Regions from separate parts of the Homo sapiens genome. Here region 1 is linked to region 2. A link is an interaction called in ENCODE POLR2A ChIA-PET data of the cell type or tissue named here. Cell type or tissue: K562. All regions are shown on one strand.

Region 1 (5,000 bases), 200 kb before region 2:
TAGTAGAGACTGAGTTTCACCATGTTGGCCAGGCTGGTCTCGAACTCTTGACCTTATGATCCGCCCACCCCGACCTCCCAAAGTGCTGGGATTATAGGCATGAGCCACCGTGCCCGGCCTGGTTGATATTTTTAGATTTTGACTCAGGTTTTTTTTTTTTTTTTTTTTTTAAGACTGGGTCTTGCTCTGCTTCCCAGGCTGGAGTGCAATCTCTGCTCACTGCAACTTCCACTGTAAAATTCACCCATTTAAGTGGACAGTTAATGCTTTTTAATACATTTACAGCATTTTGCAACCATCACCATAATGAAACTAGTGCATTTTCATGACCCCGAAAAGAAACCTCATACCCGTTAGCAGTTGCTCTCCATTCTTTTTCTCCCCCAGCCCAAGGCAACTGCTAATCTATCTCTATAGCCTATTCTGGCCATTTAATAGAAGGAAAATCATACCATATTGCGGTCTTTTGTGACTGGTTTCTTTCACTTAATATGTTTTTGCAGTTCATCCGTGTTATAGCATTGATCAGTACTGGTGCACTGAATAGCCACATTTCAAGTGCTCAATAGCCACATGTGACTAGTGGCTGCAGTACTGGATATCCTAGCTAGAAACAAAAACCTCCCTAATAAACCAGCATATCATCCTTCAGGAGAAAATGGTAGGCCTTTGTAATGCTTAAGCGTAGCCCAGAAATATATGTGTGTGGGTTTTAACAAAGAAATTCCGTTTACAGGAGCTAACACTTAGAGGTTTAGCACATTTGGAAATAATTGCTATGAAAAAAATTTTTTTTTAGAGGCAGTCTTGCTCTGTCACCCTGGCTGGAGTGGTGGTGCAATCATGGCTCACTGCAACCTTGAACTCCTGGGCTCAAGGGATCCCCTCACCTCAGCCTCCTAAGTAGCCGAGACTATAGACATGCCACCACACTTAGCTAAATTTTTTTTTTTTTTTTTGAGATGGAGTCTGGCTCTGTCGCCCAGGCTGGAGTGTAATGGCACCATCTCGGCTCAGTGCAAGGTCCGCCTCCTGGGTTCACGCCATTCTCCTGCCTCAGCCTCCCGAGTAGCTGGGACTACAGGCACCCGCCACCACGCCCGGCTAATTTTTGTATTTTTGGTAGAGATGGGGTTTCACCATGTTAGCCAGGATGGTCTTGATCTCCTGACCTCGTGATCTGCCCACCTCAGCCTCCCAAAGTGCTGGGATTACAGGCTTGAGCCACCGCGCCCGGCCTTGTTTTTTGTTTTTTGTTTTTAAGCGATAGGGTCTCGCTATGTTGCCCAGGCTGGTCTAGGTCTCATGACCTCAAGTGATCCTCCTGCCTTGGACTCCCAAAGCACTGGGATTACATGCATGAGCCGCTGTACCTGGGCTAATATAAAAACCATTAAGAAAAACTAATGTCATGGTGTCATGTTAATAAATTCACATATATCTCAGTAGAACTGTTTAAAAATATACACATCAAGTTCTGGAGACCTGGTTTTTTTAAAAAAAAAAAACTTATTTATGTTGGCTACATGTTCAAATGATATTTTGAATATATTAGGTTAAATAAAGCATATTACTACATTAATTACATCTGTTTCTTTTTACTTTTTTTTTTTTTTTTTTTTTTTTTGGAGATGGAGTCTCGCTCTGTCGCCCAGGCTGGAGTGCAGTGGCGTAATCTTGGCTCACTGTAAGCTCCGCCTCCCCGGTTCACGTCATTCTCCTGCCTCAGCCTCCCGAGTAGCTGGGACTATAGGCACCTTCCACCATGCCTGGCTAATTTTCTTTTTGTATTTTTAGTAGAGATGGGGTTTCACCTTGTTAGCCAGGGTGGTCTCGATCTCCTGACCTCGTGATCCGCCCACCTCTGCCTCTCAGAGTGCTGGGATTACAGGCGTGAGCCACTGCTCCCAGCTCTTCGTTTTACTTTTTAAAATATGACTATTTGAAAATTAAAATTTTGTGGCTTATATTTCTACTGGACAGTGCTCTTCTAGAAGCAAGCTCTATTAAGCTGTAATGTCACAAAATAATTTGTGTATCAATTTAGTGCTTTTCATTTTGTTTAAAGACAAATAGAGTTTGTTATTTTTCTTTTTTTAAATTCCCTAAACCCTTCTATTCTCTTGGAAATGATGGGTTAATAGAAAAGCCTCTTGGGACTGTTATGCCTAAAATATAAACTGAACTACTTCCAGATTCCATCTTCAACACTTCAAGTGTTGGTCAGGCTAAAATGCCTGTTTCCAGGGTGGCTGAGGGAATGGCTCAACCGAAATATTTATTTCAAAGTCCAGGTTCCAGGCTTAGAAATATGTTAATATCAAAGCCCCTAAATAAATTAATTTCCCAAGGAGAAAATCAAATAACCAGAGTAAATTTATTTTTAAAATTTAAAAAACAACTTTGGGCGGGGCACGGTGGCTCACGTCTGTAATCCCAGCACTTTAGGAGGCTGAGGCAGGCAGATCACCTGAGGTCAGGAGTTCAAGACCAGGCTGGTCAGCATGGCAAAACCCCATCTCTATTAAAAATACAAAATTAGCTGGGCGTGGTGGCATGCACCTGTAATCCCAGCTAATCAGGAGGCTGAGGCAGGAGAATCGTTTGAACCCAGGAGGTGGAGGTTGCAGTGAGCTGAGATTGCGCCATTGCACTCCAGCCTGGGCAACAAGAGTGAAACTCTGTCTCAAACAACAACAACAACAACAAAAACACTTTCATCTGATGATCATTTTTAAGTGATGGCTAGTACTTTTGATAGAGGTTTAAAATATGTCTGTTTACATACTGGTGCTAATAGACTGGAATTCAGTTGTTGGAATTAGAAGACAGAAATAATACACATCTGTGTTGCTTCTAGGCATCATTTGTATAACCCAAACTGGAGGAGTTCTGTGATTCTTTATATGTTATTTTCGATGGTGGTAGGGAGGGGCAGATTAGCTTCCTGAATATGCTGTGTCATGGTGTGTGGAGCCATCTTGGACTGTAGCTTTGTATCTGTCACTGGAAGAAACTGCAGAGAAGTAATTATATTTAAGCAGAAGAATTTTAGCCTGAGGTTTCTTACTGAGTAATTCGTAGTCATTTATAAATAAACAAAAAAGTATACCAAATAGCGGATGGCTTAGGCTTTCTGGTAGGGAGTTAGGTGCCTTTCTAACTCCTTGTCCCTGCAACTGCCCTAATGGAGAGTTCAGAAGCAGGAAAGAGCAAACTTCTTTTTCATTCTGGATAGAGAGGAGATGTCATTAGTATCAAAGTTAAATTGAAAAAAGGCCAGTACACTCAAGCCTGGGCAACAGAGCGAGACCCTGTCTCTTAAAAAAAAACAAAAAAAAGCAAGCCAATTGCAGTGGCTCCCGCCGTAATCCCAGCACTTTGGGGGAGGCTAAGGCTTGAGGATCACTTGAGGCCAGGAGTTTGAGATCAGCCTTGGTCAACATGGCAAAACCCTGTCTCTACTAAAAATACAAAAATTAGCCGGGTGTGGTGGCGTGTGCCTGTAATCCTAGCTACTTGTGGCTGAAGCTTAAGAATCACTTGAACCCAGGAAATGGAGGTTGCAATGAGCCAAGATTGCACTACTGCACTCCAGCCTGGGCGACAGAAAAGGCAAAAACCTCAAACTTCAAATTTGCTTATGGGTTTGGTAAGGCTACATCAGTTGTATGTGACCACTTGGAATTAAAACACACACACACTCACTTGATCTGTGTGCTTTCTTGGCCTGTGCCTTCTGAAACATTTTAGTTTTTTCATACAAGAAATATCAGATTCTATATACCGTGTGACTAAGGGAATGAGAAAATCCCATTGTATTTGACAGTTTAAATTTTCTCATCTTTTTTGTCTCTTAAATAAAGACTGCTGCCACGTTGGAAGGATTTCTTGTTCTTAGGCAGACATGTTACATCTGCTTACTGCTTTCAGGGAGCATGCATGTTTGATGCTTTTTGCTTTGAGTTACTTGAGTACAAGGTTTTCTGAGTGTGAAGGGTCCAGTAAAGCCCACCCAAAAAGAAGTCACATGATTCTTAATAATAGATTAACAAAAACGTAGCCTCTTTCCATTTTTGCTACTGTTATTAGGACAGTAGATCCTAAAACTACCATATTATGGTTGTTTTTTTTTTTTTTTTTTTTTTTGAGACGGAGTCTCGCTCTTTCGCCAGGCTGGAGTGCAGTGATGTGACCCTGGCTCACTGCAACCTCCGCCTCCTGGGTTCAAATGATTCTCGTGCCTCAGCCTCCAGAATAGCTGGGATTACAGACACGCGCCACCACACCAGCTAATTTTTGTATTTTTAGTAGAGACGGGGTTTCACCATGTTGGCCAGGTTGGGCTCGATCTGACCTCCTGATCTGCCTGCCTTGGCCTCCCAAATGCTGGATTACAAGCGTGAGCCACCGCGCCCGGCCCATATTGTATTTTTAATGCCAAAGCTTATAAGTCTTCAAAAAAGTTTTTTTAAATTGTAGTAAAATATACACAGCATAATATTTACCTTTTTATTTTTATTTTTATTGAGACAGAGTTTCGCTCTTGTTGCCCAGGCTGGAGTGCAGTGGCGCGATCTTGGCTCACCGCAAACTCTGCCTCCCGGGTTCAAGCAATTCTCCTGTCTCAGCCTCCTGAGTAGCTGGGAATATAGGTATGTGCCACCACGCCTGGCTAATTTTGTATTTTTAGTAGAGACAGGGTTTCTCCATGTTGGTCAGGCTGATCTCGAGCTCCCGACCTCAGGTGATCCGCCCGCCTCGGCCTCCCAAAGTGCTGGGATTACAGGTGTGAACCACCCATTCCTGGCCTCATTTTAACCATTTTTAAGTGTATAGTTCTGTGCCATTAAGTACATTAATATTGTGTGACCATCACCACTATCCATTATCATTAAACAATAACTCCCATTCCTCCCTCTCTTAGCCTCTGCTGACTACTGTTCTGCTTTCTGTCCTCATGAATTCTTGACAGCTCTAGGTACCCATATATGTGGAAC
Region 2 (5,000 bases):
GGCTGAGGCAGGGAGAATCGCTTGAACCCGGGAGGCGGAGGTTGTAGTGAGCCAAGATCGCGCCACTGCACTCCAGCCTGGGCAAAAAGAGCAAAACTCAGTCTCAAAAAAAAAAAAAAAAAGAAACAAAATGGTCCAGGTACAGTGGCTCACACCTGTAATCCCAGCACTTTGGGAGACCGAGGTGGGTGGGTCACCTGAGGCCAGGAGTTTGAGACCAGCCTGGCCAACGTAGTGAAACCCTGTCTCTACAAAAAATACAAAAAAAAAAAAAAAAACTAGCCAGGCCTGGTGTCCGGTGCCAGTAATCACAGCTACTCAGGAGGCTGAGGCAGAAGAATCACTTGAACCTGGGAGGTAGAGGCTGCAGTGAGCTGAGATCGTGCCACTGCACTCCAGCCTGGGCAACAAGAATGAGACTCCATCTCAAAAGAAAAAAAAAAAAGAAACAAAATGATCAGTCAAACCAGAATTGTTTTTGTCAAGGTAGTTTTTTATAGGTGGATAGTTTTCTCTAAAGACAAAAGAGGTTGTGCACGTATTTCTAAATGGTAACAATAATATTTGCAAATAACAGTTTTCCAGTGCTCCAACTTGGGGTTAATTCAGCTTGACCCAGGACTTGGGAATGGAGCCCATCAACATGGCTTTAAATTGGGGAGGCACAATGAGGTCGTGAGAACTTGGGGAGTCCTCTCTGCCTAGGGCCGCTCGTTGATATGTCCTGGGGCGGTGTCACTGTGGGGAGGGTAGCCCTCCTCCTCACCATTGAGAGGCCCTGGGTCCCAGGCTTTAGATGGAAGAGAAGTAAGAGGTTGTTGGGGCTGAGGGCGGAAGCAGGAGGGTGAGGAGGCAGGAACAGAACCCTGCAGGGCCACTGACTCTCAGCCTCTGAACCTCCCCAGTCCCTCTCCCTCCTCCCTGTGCCTCCCCACACAGTCTCTCTCCCCGCAGCTCCCAAACCTTCTCCTTCCTGCCAGCCAGCTGGGGCGGGCAGACCAGGACCACCTTGGTCCAGGTGCCCCCTGATCTAATTTGTACTTTCTAACACTTCCTCCCATTTCCCCACCCCAGCCCGGGCTGGGCACCTCCTGGGAGGAAGAGGGGGAGGTAGGGCAGGGGTGGGGACAGGGAGAGCAGATTCCTAAACAGGAGACAGGAAGAAGCTCTGAGATGTTGGACAGAAAAAGGAGGTTCGGCTGTGACCAAATGAATAAACCTCACTCTGTCCCAGCCCCGCAGGCTGGCGGTGAGGACATGGGGATTGTGGGCCTGGCGTAGGTTTGGTGCTCAGGGAAAGATGGCTGTTACTACTGGAGAGTGGCCTCCCATGACCTCGCCTCACCTCCTCACTTCTCTGTAGGGAAACCAAGGCTCAGAGAGGGCGTGGGCCCAGTCCTGGGTCACACAGCGCTCACAGCCCGCTGGGGTGGCGCCTCCCCTGGGTGGCTCCCTTGGGGTGGGCTCCATTGTGCTCTCCCCAGCAGGAAACCGCTGTGCTCAGCAGCCTGGGCAGTAGGAGAAGAGGAACGAGTTTGGCTACGTGACCGGCAGGCCCTGGAGGCTGAGCCAGGCCCAGCCGGGAAAACAACCTGCTGGAGGCCGCCTGGGCAGGGCCAGGAGGGTGGGCACCAGGGTGGAGACCTCACTGCCCAGAGAGGGGGAAGTGGGCCGAGCTGTGGGCTTCCCCTGGGACAGAGTTGGGAGGAGTCCTTGGGGACCTGTGCCCCGAACCTGCCTGTGAGGGGTAGCTGGGCTCGTTACTTCCCTGATACGCATGGCCCCGGGGAGCAGCAGGTGGGCAGGTGGGCAGCGGGGCCAATGGGCACACACAGCACTGAGGGTGATTTGCACAGAATGCCACCCACTCTTCACCTCTGATTTATGAGGATTCGAGAAGCCAACAGGGCAGGAGGAGGGTTCAGCCTTACCCATGGGCCACTTGGCTCCCAGGGGCCCAGTGCCTGCAGGGGCAAGACCCAGGGGAAAGGGGCAGGGCCTCTGCTGAGCTTCCCCACCATAGGACTTGGAGCATGGGACTTGAGGCCCCTCTCGGGGCCTCAGTTCCCCTCAGCGACTCGTGCAACCGTTGCCTCCCTCACCTCCACACACAGGGCTGACTCAGCGCCTGGACACTGGCTATCAGGGGAAGGCCCCGCAGGCCCACGTACTTCACCGCTTGGCCAGTTTCCGCAGGGCAGGCACTGAATGCCAGAGCCACTAGTCAGGACTGCATCAGGAAGCAAAGGGGAGCTGTTGAAGGATTCAGCACTGGGGCAGGAGGTGATCAGATGAGAGTGCAGGAAGGGGCCAGGCTGGAGGCTAGAGGGAGGTGGGTAGAGTCCAGGTGAAAGGAGGAGGCCACAGCTTGGACCTCAGTGAAATGATAGAAGAGGGGTGACAGAATAAGGTTTAATGGATGCCTGTGAAAGATGGCAGGGGAAAGAAAAAGAAAGAAATTGGAGGCCGGACACAGTGGCTCACACCTGTCATCCCAGCACTTTGGGAGGCCAAGGCACAAGACTCGCTTGAACCCAGGAGGTGGAGGCTGCAGTAAGCCGAGATCGCACCACTGCACTCCAGCCTGGGTGACAAAGCAAGACTCTGTCTCAAAAAATAAAAAAGAAAGGGAAGGGGAGGGGAAGGGAGGGGGAGGGGGTGGTGGCTCCCAGCACGTTGGGAAGCTGAGGCACAAGAATCTCTTGAACCCAGGAGGCAGAGGTTGCGGTGAGCCAAGATCGCACCACTGCACTCCAGCCTGGGTAACAAAGCAAGACTCTGTCAAAGAAAGAAAGAAGGAAAGAAGGAAAGAAAGAAAGGAAGGAGGAAGGAAGGAAGGAAGTAAGTAAGTAAGTAAGTAAGGAAGGAAGGAAGGAAGGGAGGAGGGAGGGAGGGAGGGAGGTTGGAGGTGCAGGCACTGGGGTCAGGCAGCCGGTCCTCTTCCTGATGGCATGGCCCACTGTGTACCTGATGGTGTGTGAAGTCCATCCCTCTTGTCTTTTGAACATAACAAAAGTAAGGTTGGAACTGAGGCAGAACAAAGAAAGCCTCCTGTCTCTCTCTCTGGACACCATAGCACAAAACACCCTGGGCCACAGATGCCCAGAACCCAGAAACAGATGCAAGGAAGCAGGAACGGGGACCTGCTTGCCAGTGCTCTCACATCCTTATTAGGGGAGACCAACTCTGCAGCTGTGACGCATTGCTTCAAGAAATGAAACTCTGGAAGGTGACCAGGAGAGAACACCCTGCCTAGATTACAAGAACCCCCTGAGCCAGAGCCAGTGCAAGCCCAAGCTGAGCCGTCAGCCTCTCCTGCATGCCACAATCCAAGACCCTGCCTCACTTGCCTGCTCTCTGGGAGAGGAAAGGGACCCATAGGATGGACATCTCCTGCCCTACCCAGTGCCCTACCCCAATCTCCTTATCTGTAAAATGGGCCTATAATGGTGCCTGCCTCAGAAGAAGAAGCCAAGGGCACTGTGTACAAGGGTGTGTGGCACATATGATGTGCCTGGTACACTGTGAGTGGCACATATGATGTACCTGGTACACTGTGCATGGCGCATACGAAGTGCCTGGTACACAGTTTGGTCTCACCCAGGCCCTGAGAGTCAAATACATGCTGCCCATCATACAGAAGAGGAAAACTGAGGCTCAGAGAAGTTAAAGGAACTGGCTCATGATCTCCCTACAATTCTAACTGTGCAACTCCTAGGCCTGGGTTCCCTTGGCTGGCAATGTGGAGGGAAATGGGTGTGGGTAGGTGGGTGCAGGCTCCACATGCTCTTCACTTGGCAAGAGGGAGAGGGGACCTACCCCCTTCCTCCATCTGTCCTGGCCTCTCTTCCACCTCCCAACCCCACCAAAGGCAGGTCCTGCAAGGAAGCATCCCTTTCTGACTCCAGAACTCCTCCGTGGGCTGCAATGACTCTCTTGGGTCTAACCTGAGTCCTTCCTACTTTGGGTACAGACTGCTTCCTCTCCACCTGCCTGCTGGGCTGGCAGATGGCAGCCACCTCTATCAAGACCCCCAACGCTTCAGTGATGTGGAAAAGAGGGGTCACCAACCCCTCTTGCAGGGCATCATCCTTTCTGGGCCAGGGGTGCCCTAAATCTCTGCCAGCCTCCCCTGCAAAAGGAACTGCAGCTCCTCACACTCCAGGGCTGCTGTGGGCACGTGAGGGAAATCAGGCAGAGAGGAAATCAGACATCGGGTTCTAAGCAAAGACCTGCAGTCGTCCTCTTCTGGTCACCCCTTCAGTCTCGTGCCCTGTCCCAGCGGAGCCAGAACCTTGAATGCCAACTGGGCCAGGCAGGAACAGCCAGCCTCTCCTGGCACACCTGGCCAGGTGAGCAGGTGATGAAGCCAAGAGCCAGCTCATCACTTGGGTGTAAACAACTGCCCAGTGGGAGGTTGGCAGCCACCTCCTCTGCTCTATCCCCAGTCCCTGCCCCGTGAGCCCCGCCTACCCAGAGAAAGAGGGTGTCCCAACTTGTTGGAGGAGTTTCCATCCCACATCGGTGCCTGGTGCCTGTACTGGGTGTGTGTGGGGGACTCTGATGGGGGCCCACAACGGATCTTTGTCCTCCAGACCTGCGCCCCTCACTGTCCGGGAGGTGCCCAGCTCTTTGGAATGCCAAGGCCCCTGTCTCACCCACCCACCCCAGATGGCTTTGCCATTCCCTCCCAGGGCCCTCGCCAGCACAACAGAGCAAGGGCCGTCTGGGAACTAGGTCGTGCCTTAAGCGGAGGGAGCTTGGCTCTCTCTACCCACCAGCTGAGAGCTGTGTCCCTTGGAAGAAGGCGTGCAGTTCCAGGTTTCCAGAAGGAGGACGAAAACAGACCTCCACTGAGCACTTGGCCCCGATGCCCTGCATTTGACAGATGTTGCCTGGAAGACAGATACTGCCACCCTCACTTTAAAGATGGAGAAACTGAGGCAAGACCACCAATTCCATGAAGGCTGGGACCTTCTCTGCCTTGTTTGCTCCCGGCA

The links. Peaks named below come from ENCODE experiments on the same cell type or tissue, not always from the same donor. Only the 100,000 strongest peaks of a DNase experiment are listed, where the experiment ranks them.
Region 1: POLR2A ChIA-PET joins it to region 2 with 6 read pairs; 2 of 35 experiments call an interaction of 5 or more read pairs at or near these places.

What each region holds. Positions count from the first base shown.
Region 1 is chr1:15,890,411-15,895,410 of GRCh38, forward strand. All of the region lies in intron 3 of SPEN (spen family transcriptional repressor), which reads left to right. Among named protein-coding and RNA genes, the nearest start is that of SPEN-AS1, 45 kb to the left of the region's middle. RefSeq lists enhancers at 2,888-3,032, 2,962-3,021 and a cis regulatory region at 2,955-2,965. In K562, no CTCF peak of the experiment used is centred here; a DNase peak (open chromatin) is centred at 2,961.
Region 2 is chr1:16,087,040-16,092,039 of GRCh38, forward strand. No RefSeq gene overlaps it. Among named protein-coding and RNA genes, the nearest start is that of FAM131C, 16 kb to the left of the region's middle. In K562, no CTCF peak of the experiment used is centred here; a DNase peak (open chromatin) is centred at 2,167.